Regions from separate parts of the Mus musculus genome. Here regions 2 and 3 are each linked to region 1. Evidence: chromatin loops called from intact Hi-C (ENCODE). Cell type or tissue: heart. All regions are shown on one strand.

Region 1 (5,000 bases):
AACTTCAACATCAGCTTTTCTGTTGTCTTTTTTACTTTTTCCAGAGAGGGGTTTTGTTGTTTTGTTTGTTTGTTTGTTTGTTTGTTTTGCAGTCTTGGCTATCCTAGAACAGGCTCTGTAGACCAGGTTGACCCCAAACTCACAACACTGCTTCCCAAGTGCTGTGCCACCACCCCTTAAACATCAACTTTTAGTTGTAATACAGTCCCGATGTTTCCATCAAGTAAAGAAGTTAGAAGGAAGCTTAAAAGATACCAACCAGAACACACCTACAATGGCTTTCATCACTTTAGTCGTATCTTCATGTTATCTTTTCCCTCAAAACAAACTAAGGAAAGACCCAGACTGGAAACTGCCATGGCCCAGGTACACCACTTACTTGCACTGTAGCTATCTGTTCCCCAAGAGCTGCTTCTTGAGAGCACTGCCCATGACATGCCTCTACCTCTAAGCCTCCATACCACAGACATTCAAAATCACCCTGAATGAACACAAACTTGGTATAAGATGTTATTTATCTCTAAGTGACCTCTGTCAGAAAAAATGGTGAGTAGAAAACAGGAAGCTATAGAATAAACAGAAAGTAACTTTACTAATTCCTAACACAATCAGTGTGTGTCATCTTTACCCACGGAGGATACAACTTATGTATAATGTGCACCTCTCCCCCAGATACCAAATGGGAACCATATTTAGAATCCCCCAAGAAGCTCAACAGTGAACACACAAGAGTCAGCCACCAAAGAATGATCTAATGTGACAAGTAAATCCCCACCTTGATCACACTCAGTACTTTCTGTACTTTCCACGACTTGGTGAGTAAGACATCTTTTCTACATCCTAGCCTCTACTGTGCTGGCACCCATCAAGACACTTCCATTCCTGGAAGCCAAGCTTCTCGGGAGAGTGGAGTTTTCTCTTCATATCCCCCAGTGACCTAAGAGAGCATCTTGAATACAGTAGGGCACTGCTAATGTGTAAAATGGTTGAAAGGGGGAGACAATTTTCAATGATAGGTACAGTAGACTGAAGCTCAAATAAAGGGCAAGCAACAGCCTTCCCCTTGGTCTATAGAAGGTAGCCTCCTTCGAAGGACTTTTGTAAACCTTTGGTTTTTTTTCAAAGCAACCAAAACTCATCAAAAAGTTGCTACAAGCCTCATTGTTGTCAGCAAAGCTTCAGTCTATGCCGAAAGCAGCTATACACACTGAAGGCGGTACCCCCTTGGAAGGATCACACAAGGCTGCAGTTACAGATGCCCATTTCAATCCCTAAACAGCCAAGTTCCTAAAGGCATCCTAAAGGTGAGTCTGGATAGAATCTGGAGAGTTTTAAGCCTCTTAAAAAGATGAATGTACAAATATGTGAAACCAACAACGTATTCCAAAGGCACAGCTTTTACCCTTCTGTACTCCCAGGAAGTCTACTTTGAAATACGTCAAGGAGTTATGTGGAGACATTCAGAATACGTGAAAGATCCAGACCGATAACTCTCAAACTTGAAGTTAAAGCTGGCAGACCCATCACCCATAACTCATCGCCTCGACTCTTAGAACCCTTTCCTACTCGCAAGGCTGCGACGACAGCGCATCAGCGTTTAAGTTCAATTTCCTGGCTCCGGCCACAATGCTAACCTAATTAAAGCATGTGGTCAACGCTCAGCATTTTCGGTGCGAAATTTTGCATCTCTCTGGCTAGTACCCGAGTGGAGACAGCCGCACGGGCCCCCCGTGAGGCGACACCCTGTCCACCCGGCTCGACCAAACGGGCAGGAAAAGCACCCCCGCGCCGCCCACGGACCCTGCCGCGCTCAGGCACGGGCTCCCCTCGCCAGCAGCACTTTGGGCTGAGTCTGAGCAAGTCGCTCGTGTCAGCGCCACTTCCCCCCGCCCGGCCCGGCAACTCCGGCGCCCCCGCCCGTCGGCCCCTCCGGCCGCCGCTCGCTCCGGGGGCTGGCGCACGCTTCCCGTCCAGCAAACCGGGCACGGAGGCCCGCGGGCCGGGGGCGCCGCCGGGGGGAGGGGAGTACCTCGTACAGCTCCTCGGAGGCCATGGTGGGCGGCGCAGGGGCGCGGCGGGGTCGGGGCGCGGCACCCGGCGGCAGACACTTTGTTCCAGTTGGGTCCCTGCGTGGCCTGCGCTTCCTGCTCCGCGGCCGGCGCCGGGCGCAGTGCACGGACCAGCCTCTCGCTCCGGGCGGCCGGTGCGGGCCGGCGGCAGCGGGGTTGTGCGCAGGAGCAGCTGCGCAACGCGCCCTGGGCGCCCGCGCTCAGTGCCCGGCGGGCCGGCTGAGGCTCAGGCGCGGGTTCATCGCGCCCGCCAGGGGCCGGACGGGCTGGGGCGGGCGCGGCGGCGGTGCGGGCGCTGCGGGCTGTGCGGCGGGATCCGTGGCTCCCGGTCTCCGGTGTAGTGCAAAAAGCTTCCTACTTGCGACCGAAAAACCTGCCCCGGCTACTGAGCATGCCCAGTGCTGCCGCCCGGCCCGGCGGAGCAACGCTCCCGCGCTCCGGGTTTTCGGGCCGCCCTCGCGGGAGGGGTGGGAGGCGGCGGGGCGGGGCGGCCAAGGGGAGTACGGACTCCGTTCCGGGCCTGGGCGCCAGCGGCGGGCTGCAGGGAGCAAGCCGGCAGGAAGGGGAGGAGTCGGGTGGGGTGGGCGGGGCCGCACATTGTGGTGGGCGGGGCCAGTTGGGGTGGGCGGGGCTCCGAGTTGCCCAAGTCCCGCTCCCCGGGGTCTGTGTGGCCACGGCACCGCCCACCGGCCCTGCCTGGACGTGGGCGCTAGTTGCCCAGCAGAGGGCGGGACCGGGCGGTGCTTGAGGGTCGCGGAGAACGGTGACTGTGCCCGCTGGGGCAGGTAAACCGATCCGAAGTTGAGTAAGGGACCTGGCGGGACGGTGGGCACGCGTCTGAAGTCGCGACCCGACGGCAGCAGCGGTTCTGTTAGCGCCTGTGACCGGGATAGCGCAGCAGATGCCTCCGTGCTCCCGCAGCGGCCGCCGGCCGGGGACAGCGCCAGCCATCTAGGGGCCAGCGGCGTGGCCAGGTGGAGTCTCCCGCCCTGCCACGTGCCCGCCGCCCCGGCGGCCGCAGCCAAGACCCGGAGCCGGGACCGCGCGCCCCGCCGCGTGTCGCCAGCTGGGCCTCCTACCGGGGTGGGATCTGGGCACCGGGGAGGGCGGCGCGAGGGCGCGGCCGTCTCACTCTGCCCGCAGCTTCCCTCCGCCAGGCCTCGGGTTCCTCCTAAGTGTCCACCTCCTCTTAAGGGGAGCGGAGAGGAGTGTACCGAATGTGGACTCCGGGAGGTCTACTTTCTAAAGAAACGAAGCTGTCAATGGTGACGCTCCATGTGGGGACCGGGTAGACAACACTCCCTCTCAGTCAGCTGCAACGGGCTGGCCTTTCCTTATGTTATAGGTGGGATGGGTAGAGCGGGTCCTATCAGAACAACTCATCTGCCAGGAAACTGGACGATAGGGAAAGAGGCTATGGACCTAGCTTCCTCCAAACAGCAAGCAACACAATGAATGGGACGTCCCCTCGGGGCACTACCAATACTTTCTCCCCTTAAGTCGTACTGGAAGTCCGCATCACTTCCCATTGCCTCCAAAGCTTCCTCTCCGACACCCAGTCCCAGTCCTCAGAACTCTATCCTAACCGACCTCCCAGACATCGGGCTCCTCATAACAGTTTTCTTCTTTAAACCCAACTAGTTTATGTAGAACAGCATTCTAAAAGCCACTGACGTCCAGTTCCCTGCCTTTTCCCATACCCAGGTGTCTGACAGTACAAATGCCAAGTCTTCGGGTAGGTGCTGGTGGTTGTGACTCCTATGCCTGCAAAGCCCTCTTGAACCTTAAAACTACTACCACCAACACCTCGAAAGCCTGGTCTTCCATACGTCTCTCCGGGGACTCCCCCAAAGCACTCGATGCGTGAGTGCTCCATTGCAGCGCTATCTCAGTATATTTTAGTGTTTATCCGTTCTTCATCTTCACATTTGAATTTCCTATCCCAAACACCACCCTCTGCATATGACATAAGTTGATATTTAATGAGCTGGAATTTCAGTGGCCAAAGAAAGCATAATCAGATTCCTAAACAAGAACCACAAGTTAAGGAGGCCTACTCATCAACAACTTAAGGTACCTCAAGCTCCGCCTTTCACAGGTGGCTCAGCCAATGCCGTGCCACCTCCAACAGGCCTCCTTCCCACTTAAGCGTTTCTTTGTTTGCTACACTGGAGGATCGCCTCATGTCCTATTATACTAATTCATCTACATAATCGTTAAACTCCTCGAAGCTAAGAATTAGGACTTTATACAAAGGAATCTCAAAGTCGTTTGTGTGTCAAGTGCTCAAGCGATGAGCAAACATACCAGGAAATTGAAGAAAAAACAGGGATCCTCAAAAGACAATGCGCATATAACGTCTCACATTCAAACTCAGGTCCAAGAGTGGACACCAAAATAAGTAAAAACATCTCTACTCTTCACACTAATCTCTAAAGAGCCTTCAATCCTATCCTACCTCCAAAAGAGGATGGAGAGACACAGCAACCATTTTCAGTCGACGAGCTAGTATACAAAGTAAAGTAGTTCATCGCCGTGGTGGAAAAAAACCAGACTGGGGGGTGGGGAGGATAAAAACCTGAGAAGAGTAACCCAGAAAAGTTCAATTTGACAACATCGAAGATCTAAATTATGACTACCCACATTTGGAGGTGTAACTCCCGGTAGACTCCACCAAAGCAGGAGCAAGCCAGTCTCATAAACTCAGAACCAACTGCCTCTCCTCCAATGAATTAGGTGGCTTCCACTAGAGATGGAAAATCTGACCACATTTTCAGCTATTCATTTAACCCCTTCTTCCCTGGCTTCCTCGTTTCCCTCCATTTACAACAACCACTGGATTATTAAATGCTACTCTGCAAATTGAGGATAAGTTGAACTTATCTTACTTTCAAATGCCGCCTTCCTCCTTCACTTTTTAATATAAACGTT
Region 2 (5,000 bases), 240 kb after region 1:
GGAGGTCAGCATACATAGAACCTAGAAATGTCCCCCAGCAAAACCTCCTGGATACTAAGGAAGTTCTCTGGATGGCCTTGTCAGAAAGCCACCACCTCCTCAACCCTTCCCTTCTCCCATTGAACTTCTCAGCAGGTATATCTGGAGAACAGAGCTTTTCAGAGACCTGCATGTGGGCACTGGAAAAAGAGAAGCTCTACAAGGTCACTGCAGAAGTCAGAATAGGTCTGACACATGGCAAGACTTTGGATCAGGGCAATTTGTGGTCTACTTCCTGGTGTGTGGCTCTAAACAGCAAGTCCTACTAGTTTCTACAGGGCTTCAGTCTTGCAGTGACTTCTGGAGGGCACTGAATATCAAGGGCATCTCCTAGACACTGGGCCAAGAGCAGGCTTTCATCTAGGCTCTCTTAGGGGATTTTCTTTCCTTGTTGAAAAAATTTATAGGATGTGGCATTGGTCAGGCCCATGGAATCAGCCACGGATGGATGACTTCCTCTGAGACTCTGGCAAGAGTAGACCAAGGCCTTTCAACACTAGCCTGAGGAGTCTTATGAATCTGGTTGCCCTTTTGGCTAAAGTGGGGAGGAAAGGAGTCAACTCAGAATTAAGAGCTGTGGTTTCAATTCTGAGGAAGGCACAGTTAGGTAAAAAGACAGTCTAGCCTTTAAATCTGTCTGTGAGGTTCGTCCTCTTACATTTTGGACAGGTGCTATGAGTTGAATTTCCATTTCTGGTCTCCTTTTTACGAAGGGTTTACATGCTTGCAGCCAAGTGTTATTAGATGGTATTAGATATTTGCTTTATGTGTGTTTGTGTGCAGGTGTCCACAGAGGTTGTGAGCAGTCCTTGGATTCCAGGGAGCTGGGGTTAAGGTAATCTGAGCTACCTGGTGTGAATACTGGGAACCTTTGGAACAGCACCAAAGGACTCTTAGCCACTGAGCCATTGCTCTAGATCCTATCACTGTCTTATAAATGCAATTCGGGATAGCTATTTTCTAAGAGAAAATTTCCAACCGGTAAAACCAAGATTTAATTTAGAAAATATGTGTTTCTATTTGAAGGAGTTTTTAAAATTATTAGTTTAATGGCCCTTGAATTCTAATCCTTCTTGTGATTGTCACACCATGAATATTGTGGCTTCTGTATTTGGTATTCTGTTTAAACATTTCTTTCAAATATATATATTGGTGTGTTCTTCATGGACATTTGAGGTCAGAGAACAGCTTTTGGAAGTCAGTTCTTTCTTTCCATCATGTATGTCCTAGGGAGCAAACTCAGGTCGTCAGGCTTGGTAGCAAGCATCTTTACACTTTGCGACATGTCTTTGACCCTTACATTTTCTTGAAAAAGTTAATTGTAGCATTTATGTTCATAACATAGAGCTTACTGCCTACCTCCAACGTGGCTTTGTCTTATAGAACCAGGCTCTTGTCCCATTCATTCCTAACTCTCCCTGTCCCTCTTTCCCAGTGTCCCTCCTCTCCAGTGTCCTTCCTCCACAGTGTCCCTTCTTCCCATTGGCAGCAGTCCCCATTTTACATTCTGCCTCTGGGAATTTGACTTAATCTAGATACCTCGTGTAAGTGGATCATAACCATATTTGTTGTTCTGTGACTGGCTCATTTCACTTAGCATAATATCCTCGTGTGTTTGGTGCTTTGGTTTTTAAAATACCATTTCCTCCTAACACCCGTGGGCTAACTCATTTACACTCTACAAAGGTCACCAGTGGAATTTTAACAACACCCCCTAAGTCTGGAAATAAATGTTAAAGATGAACATGTGTCTGGAAAACGCCACGTTGCTCACAGCAGAGTGGAACATCTCAGGGGTGAAAAAGCTAACCCACTGCAGCCTCCATGGTGAAGAAGGGGGTCCTGTCAAGTGGCACCAGCTGGGAACCTCTTGCATAGTAGGGCATAAAGCCATAGGCATGAAGCCAAGGGCAGGGGACGCTCTGCAGATGTGCCCTGCTCACACTGGTGCCAGCGGTCATGCTGCCCTACCGGGGCTGGGCCAACAGCTGCTGGTGGAGGAGTGAGGCTGGCAGCGGCTCTGGAGGGAGGCATGTGCCGGCTCGGCGCCAGAGCTGAAGAGCAGTGGGCAGCTGCTGGGAATCGAAGACTGGACGAGAACAGAGGGTACCATAACACCCCAGACTCCCTGGCATACCTCCTCAAAGCAATGTTACCGCTGCCGTTGTATTTCCGGCTCCCCAAATTCTGCGAACACTGAGTCTCTCTCCTCTTTCTCTGTCTTCAGGGCCCACGCCAGGCTGCTACTCAGCCTTGTCACACAAATGATTGAACAAAGTGAGGGTGGGGGCTGGGCTGGGGCTGGCTGGGGACAGTTTTTACGAGCTCCCGGGGGAGGGGGGCGGCTGTTCATTTATCCCAGCAGCAAGGCAAATACTCTAAAACCCGTGACCCCACCCTTTTCAAAGAAATGTAATTTGCTCTTGTCAATAACATGGATTTCCCACCTCAAAAGAGCCAACATTTTCTCGTTATTTATCAAATCTTTTACACTCTGATGACTAATGAAAAACTCTCTGGCAATTTGTTACTGTGTTGGCATTGTTTACCATCAGAAATGACACTAGAACACAGGGGCACTCCGTTACAATTGCATTCAAAGTTTACTCTCTCCCCAGGGAGCATATACCCCCACATATCCATAGGGGCTGATAACCATTATGAATACAGCCTTTATGAATAATCTACGAGGCACTCAGCACCTCAAAACACCACATTGCAATTCATCAGCTCATTTTGGCATCATGAGAGTGTTTGTGATGTCACCTCAGTTGAAAAGAACGAGACTTAAAGCAGGGAAACATCTTTACTAAGGCCATATAGCAAGTCAATTGCAGTGTAAGTATAGGTCACCATAGCCTTCAGCCAGAGCTCCTTCCTCTGAACTGTGTTTGTGAAGAACATGTTAGAATCAGGGAAAACATGTGAGACACCACACACACACACACACACACACACACACACACACACCACATACATGTTGTTGTTTTTTTTTTTTTTCCTGCTGGGCTGTGTTTCTCCTGTCTGCAGCCCAGGCAATCTTGAAATGTGCAATAGGTACTTCCTTGGAAATCAATAGGGTCATTTTATCCGGCCACATCATATAAAATTGGCATTTACAAATTAAGATATTCAATTATCAACAACTCGATATATTTCTAACTAATTGCTCTCCCTGGCTTCATGCTGGGCGTCGTTCCCACATAGCTGCAAACTGGCCTTTTCTTTGGTTTAATTTGGCTGGTTTCTCCACTTTCAATTTTGCTGCCCCTTGGTCTGAATCTGCCAGTGACCTCAGATCATTGTTTTACCAACCTCCATAACTAATTGAGCCAATTGCAGAGGCAGCTGGCCAAACTTCGCAATTAACCCCAAATCCAGTCACTCAGGGTGATACAAATATGACTCACAGATGGGTAGTTTACAAGAATTCTCAACAGGTCTAGCCTGTTCCTGATTCGGCAGGAAAGGAATTCTCTTAGTATTCTGCTGTTTGTCTGACCTGAATAGTGTGTGCTGGGTCGTGGGACACTTCTGAAATTGTTACAGGGGGGTCTTAGGAACTTAGGAGGGTGTCTTGGCTGAATGCTAGGTGGGCTAGCCAAGTGGCCAAAGACATATTTATTAGCGTCATTCATTTTTACCATCCGGCGGAAGCTCGTGTCTTGTTCCACTCGCCTGACTCCCACCATCTGGAGTGAAGTCAGGATATGCTCACCAGAAAGCAGGGATGGACAAGCTCCAAGTGGGGGCTGCCTGGCAGAAGGGCTGGAGGCTGCCTGGCAGAAGGGCCTCGGCCACCACTGCAAGATGTCAGAGCTGCCTGCTTCCTGCATACGGTTTGAGAAATGAGAACAGTGCTCTCTTTCTGTGTTTTCGGGTTACATGATATTTTTGTGAACCACTTGATGTAGGGCTTGAGAATAAATCAAGCTGGGAGCCCTCTGGTACTGCTGACTTGGAGAATGCCCTGAAGGTGTGTCTCAATGATCTTTCTCTGACACTGAGCGCTTTGTTTTCATTTTGCACTCTAAGCAGAGAGAAACCACAGAAGGCCAGGGCAAGAAACCTAGCATCTCTTAGAAAGATAGCAGAACCCCGGACTAATGCTGCAAAGAACATTATAGGAGTAGCTGGCCAGGGTTCTGGTGAGAATTTTGGAAAGCATGTGGGAGGGATGTAAAATATTCCTGAAATCAGTGAGACGACAGCAGCAGGATGTGAGCCCTGTGGAAAAAAAGAGAAAATCCAACCCTGAGTTGTGGTCTTTGTTGATTTCCATGGAGTAAAAATAATCCCATTGTGGCCAATTTTGAAGTGGCTTAATTTAACAACTGGCTTGCAAAATTTCTGGGTGTTTGATAATCTCTGCAGAGCTTGTGTGAGCTGATTCCTAAGTGTACTCTCTTAGGGGCTCCAACATTAAAACGGGGCAAATGTGCTACACACTTTAAAATATAAGGATCTGGGCCAGAAGCAAGTATCCCAGGGAGACCCAGGCCCCATCCTCTCCTCTCTCAACCCATCACTGCCTGGCTCCCTCAGGCCCAAGATCAAAGTCCAGATACCCTGACTAGAAACACTGTGCTCCCAGTCAGTGCTCGGCAAACTCCCAGAGCCTGTGTCTTTTCTGGAAACGGTCTCCAGCCTCACCACTGCAAACATCACAGTGCCTGCCATGAAAGCCGGTTCCCGCTACAGCCTAGCAGGCAGAGCCACTAGAGGACCAGACTGCTGCTCTCCTGGAGGGAGGGAAAATGCTGAGGGTGGGTGTTGATCCATCACTGTGCACAAGACAGTTTTACATCCCAGAGTGGGCCCAAGCATAGTTTAAAACAGATGTCCACCAGAGTAGAAACTCAATCCACCATTTAGGAAGGTAGAAGACAGCCTGTAATTGGGTAGGTTTATAGGACTATGGGATGGGTTTATTCCATGAGAAATTTCTGTGATTGCAACTG
Region 3 (5,000 bases), 170 kb before region 1:
TGCCTTTAGTTTTGATCTCAGCTCCTTTCTGTCTCATAGATTCTTAACTTTGGTCTCTTGATCATTACTCAGAGTTCTTGAATATTATGGTCCTTTTCAATATTTTCTTTATTGATAATTGGATGTATTATTTCCTCAACCTCGTCATACCCTTTGCTCTGCTTAATCAGGTCTATGGGTTAAACTTTACACTTTGATTCTTTACTTTTTTCATTTCCACAATTTCTATTTGTGTAATTTTTTTTTTGTCAAAATGTCAGTGTCTTTGAATAACCATTCTTCAGCCATAGAGTCTAAGAACTCTGAAGCTGCAACCGATGACCCGATGTCCACAGCTGCATCTCTCCAGCGGGTGATCAATACTTAAGAGAGATTGAAAACTACAAGACAAGCTCTCTGCTCACACACTCTGGTTTCTTTCTTCTTTTCCAACCCTCAGCTAGAACATTAGCACCATGGGAAATATGATCTGGGGAATCTCAGGAGAATGAGAGAACTTGAAGCAGAGACTGAAAAGCTAAGTGTGGTCAGCAGAGGCCCCTGATGAACATGGTGAAGTTAATAATGACAAGACAGCTATGGAGGACACATAACACTTGCTCAATACAGGCTCAAGACAAGAGTCTGCAAGTTCAATGATACCCTCTCCCAGCCTATGCCGAGTACCCCGGAAGAGGCTGCTTCAACATCTCATTGCTTTCCTTTCTCCCTTTCTTTCTACCCTTCTTCCCTTTTTCTTCTTAGCACACTCTTACTGCTTCCCCTTTGTTGCATTCCCTAAACACATTTTATTTCCTCGCATACATTTTCATACATTTCACACCTCATACAGATGTTTATCTTACATTATTTACATTCTCTATTATTCAGCACTTTTACTCTTTTCCCTTTTTAAAAAAATGGATGTTTTTATCTTTTACTTCTCTTATATTTATATAATTCATTATTTAAGATTTTCTATTATTGAGATTTCCCCCTTCTTTTAGTTTTTTTCCCCCCACTAAACCCTTTCTCTTTTCATGTCTCCATCCATGGCACACTTTCTCATCCCGCTTCTTTCTTTCATTTAGGCTTGCTTTCGTTTTCTTGCTATTTTCCCATTTACCCTACATAATCATTACATTCCTAGCATATTCTACATTAGTATTGTAAATTTCTGTTTCATGGTTATTAGTAATATATTGCTGAACCTCAGTAACTTTGGGTGTATTTCTATATCTTCCATTTTGTTACTGTCTCAGCAATGTGTTGTCTCCTTTATGAGTAACACCGGGGAATGAGTCTCGGAGAGTAGGGTGCTCAGTAAGAACAACAGCGAAAAACATCTCCAAATCAACACAGGTCAACACCACACACAGAAACAAAAGCATGAATGAAAAACACAGCAACAGGAGTCCTCCAAAAACAAAATCAATTATCCCAGAGTGGTGGTTCACATCTTAAATCCCAGCACTCAGGAGGCAGAGGCAGGTAGATCTCTTTGAGTTTGAGACCAGCCTGGTCTATATATTGAGTCTGAGGCCAGCCAGGATATATAATGAGACCCTGTCTCAAGACAAAATAACTTAACACCTGGATTCAATGATACTGAAATAGGTAAAATTCTGGGTGATTTCAGAAGTTTCCTAGTAAAAATACTTTAAGACCTCAAAAAAGATTGAAGCAAAAAGATTAATTCAATCTTCCCTAAGGAAGGACCTGGAAAGTCTGCTGTGCACACACGTGCACGTGCGCACGCATGTGTGTGCACACACAGAGAGTAAAATAGATGAGAAAAATCAACAATATGGCTTTTAAGAATTAGCTATGGGGGCTGGAGAAATGGATCATTGGTTAAGAGCACTGACTGCTCTTCCAGAGGTCCTGAGTTCAATTCCTAGCAACCACATGGTGGCTCACAACCATCCATAATAGAATCCAATGCCCTCTTCTGGTGTGTCTGAAGATAGCAACAGTGTACATGGAAGTACAATTCAGCAAAGAAACTGAGATTTGGAGTAAAATCACAAAATAGTAATGTTGGAAATGAAAAAAATAAATTAAATAATTAAAAACAAAGCAAAGAAGTTCTGTTGGAAGTAAAAATGCAGAAATGTCATATTATATTCCTCTGTAATTTCCTATACTTTTTGGGAAGGATCAGTGGGAACTTAGGGGCCTGCGGGTGGGTGAGCATTAGGAACGAGACCATATGAGGAGTCAGGAAAACAGTGCTGCAAAGCAGATGTATTTCCTGACTATACTAGGCTTTTCCTCTGTCCTATCTTCCTCCTTTTTATAAGGTGTCAGGGTCCAGTCCTTCTCTGAGTCCTGTCCAGGTATATGCACTGTTCCTCCACGGAGAAACTGTGGGATAGAATGGATGTGCCAGGTTTTTTCTTTCTTTCTTTCTTTCTTTTTTAAGATGCGGATGGTTGTGAGCCAACATGTGGTTGCTGGGATTTGAACTCAGGACTTTTGGAAGAGCAGTCAATGCTCTTACCCGCTGAGCCATCTCACCAGCCCCATGCCAGGTTCTTGAGAACCTTCAGACCCAGTGCCTGCAGGAACTGACAGACAGGGAAAGAAAGAAGGGTTAGGGCGTGGTGGAGGGAGGGGTGTAGTCAGAAAGGGGCGAATGGTGGGGTGAGGGGCGGGCCGAGGGGCGGGCCGGGAGGCGGGCCAAGAGGCGGTGCTCGCCTGGACTCCTGCTTAACATGGCCACGCTGCGCAGGCTGCAAGAGGCGCCTCGGCACTTACTGGTCTGTGAGAAATCCAACTTCGGCCACGATAAGTCTCGCCATAAGCATCTCGTGGAGACGCACTATCATAATTACAGGGTGAGTCAGGTCCACCCGGCCCTCTTAGGCTGGAGAGCTTTAAGGTAGAACCACGCCGGGTTTCACCCGGCCAGACCTCCTCGGCTTGCGAGGGTGGGCGGAGATCGTCCTCGGGCATGCTGGGAACTATAGTCTCTTCAAGTTTCTTAACTGCTTTTCTTGGCGCTGTGTAGGACTACAATTCCCAGCATGCGCCAAACACAGGGCGGTGCTCGGTCCTATGAGGAACAGCAGAGTTTTTGTGAGTTTGGCGTGGTTACTGCGGTGTTCAGGATTAAATCCTCTCGGTGTTGGGTCGAGCAGGCAGTGGAGGAGTTAGGAATGTAACCTGCACGGTCGGAGTGTGACCTGTACAACATGTAGCCGAATTACACCCTAAGTTTGGGCAGATCTCTGTGGATCAGCTTGTGACTCTTTCCAAAGCATCACGCGGTTTGACAAACGAGGAACTCCAAATAAACTTACCTTACGATGATAAGGGTTTAAGCATTTTACATCTTAAATATTGGCCTGATGGATTTCTCAGATAGATTAGCTGGCGTCCTTGTCCCTCAAGGCTGGTTGTTGGGGCTTTGCGAAACGGACTTTAGATGTTCACTTGGGGATCATTTGAAATCCGCGCGGATTTTGCATCTCTTCGGTTGAAAGGCCATCCCTGCGGTCAGGGATGTATCGCTTATCTCAACTGGTCTCACCTAGGTTTGTCTAGGAAATGGAAGCTTCCAGGAGCACTTTTGCTTCTATGTAGCTTCTTACTAATTAAATGTCCCTAAATCCCAGGAGGAGTTCCTTTGATTTCATGACTCCAGAATAAGCAAATCAAGGCATGTTGAATTATATATACTCTATTTCCTTGACTATAAAGTGTGAAAGACATAACATATATTGCTTGTATGCAAAAATAAGATTCAAGTAAGACTTCCATTGCAATGTCATGCCTCACATTGAAATGCAGAAAGGAAAAACTTGAGTAGTCAGATATCTGTTTACTTGAAATTAATAGAATTGTTGCCTAGTAGGTTGATGGTGATGCACACCTTTAAACCCAGGCAGAGGTGGGTAAATCTCTGAGTGCAAGGCTAACCTGATAAACAGAGCAAGTTCCAGGACAGCCAGGGCTACATGGAGAAACCCTGTCTCAGGGGTAGGTGGTGGTGGCTGTGTGTGTGTGTGTATGTGTGTGTGTGTGTGTGTGTGTGTGTGTGTTTTACTAAGGGTTTTACTGCTGTGAACAGACACTCCAACAGTGACCAGGGCAACTCTTATAAGGACAACAAGGTGGGAGCATGGCAGCGTCCAGGCAGGCATGGTGTAGGGGGAGCTGAGAGTTCTACATCTTCATCTGAAGGACACTAGAAGAAGACTGGCTTCCAGGGAGCTAGATGAGGTCTCAAAGCCCACGCCCACAGTGACATACTTCCTCCAACAAAGTCACACCTACTCCACCAAGGCCATCCCTCCTAATAGCACTCCCTGGACCAAGCATCTTCAAACCATCACATTGCCCATGTTTGCGTGTCCCTTCTATGTCCCAGTAAAACCTGTGAAGGAGTAACTAGCACCTTTGACATTCCATTTCCAAAAGCATGGTGTTAATCTTCATAAAATATAACTTCGTTTGTTCTTCTACATTCTAATAGGTTTCATTTCTTATTCCTGAATGTGGGCTTCTATCAAAAGAGCTAAAAAGCCTGGTCATGGACATTGGACCCTATTACTCTGTGAAGAACTTACCTCTTCATGAATTAATTACACACGAGTTCATCAACACCTTTGTAAAGAAAGGTAAGAAGAAACACTGTCTCATATGAACAAGACAAGATGAAGAGCTATCGGAAGATCGCAGCAAAATATTGGGGTCCTTCCCTTGTCTTTAAAAGGGCCCATGGAAGTTAGATCATGTGATCAGCTGCGTGTATCACTTCTCCACCCGGCCATATTGTCGTTTTCTTTCCTGTGTCCTCTTTAGGTGGCAGCTAAATATCTTACCAAATTTAATTAGCCCTTGCAATAACTCAGGGAAGTAGGTGGAATCCCTTTAGATGAAGGTTAAGTAGCTTTTGAATATTAACTTTCTCAAATAGTTTCTGAATATTAACTTTGATCCTTGCATCAGTGTTTTGTCCTCTTGCCTCTTTAATGTGCACCTTTCTGCTAGGATCCCCAAGATTACAGGTTCTG

What was found. Peaks named below come from ENCODE experiments on the same cell type or tissue, not always from the same donor. Only the 100,000 strongest peaks of a DNase experiment are listed, where the experiment ranks them.
Region 2: a loop joins it to region 1, with 2.3 times the contacts of the local background. A loop is called at or near these places in 5 of 42 quality-filtered maps.
Region 3: it touches region 1 in a loop (2.1-fold over the local background); 4 of 42 quality-filtered maps call a loop at or near these places.

What each region holds. Positions count from the first base shown.
Region 1 is chr13:35,738,918-35,743,917 of GRCm38, reverse strand. All of the region lies in intron 3 of Cdyl (chromodomain protein, Y chromosome-like), which reads right to left. Among named protein-coding and RNA genes, the nearest start is that of Cdyl, 82 kb to the right of the region's middle. In heart, a CTCF peak has its summit at 2,798 (motif pointing right); DNase peaks (open chromatin) are centred at 1,767, 2,537 and 3,087; H3K4me3 peaks cover 3,530 bases; H3K27ac peaks cover 3,057 bases; H3K27me3 peaks cover 565 bases.
Region 2 is chr13:35,500,748-35,505,747 of GRCm38, reverse strand. No RefSeq gene overlaps it. Among named protein-coding and RNA genes, the nearest start is that of Cdyl, 160 kb to the left of the region's middle. In heart, no CTCF peak of the experiment used is centred here; a DNase peak (open chromatin) is centred at 1,997.
Region 3 is chr13:35,904,023-35,909,022 of GRCm38, reverse strand. Rpp40 (ribonuclease P 40 subunit) reads left to right here and starts at 2,676. Exons shown (of 8, transcript NM_145938.4): 1 at 2,676-2,819; 2 at 4,460-4,604. The coding sequence starts at 2,697. In heart, a CTCF peak has its summit at 1,942 (motif pointing left); a DNase peak (open chromatin) is centred at 2,942; H3K4me3 peaks cover 1,602 bases; H3K27ac peaks cover 1,209 bases.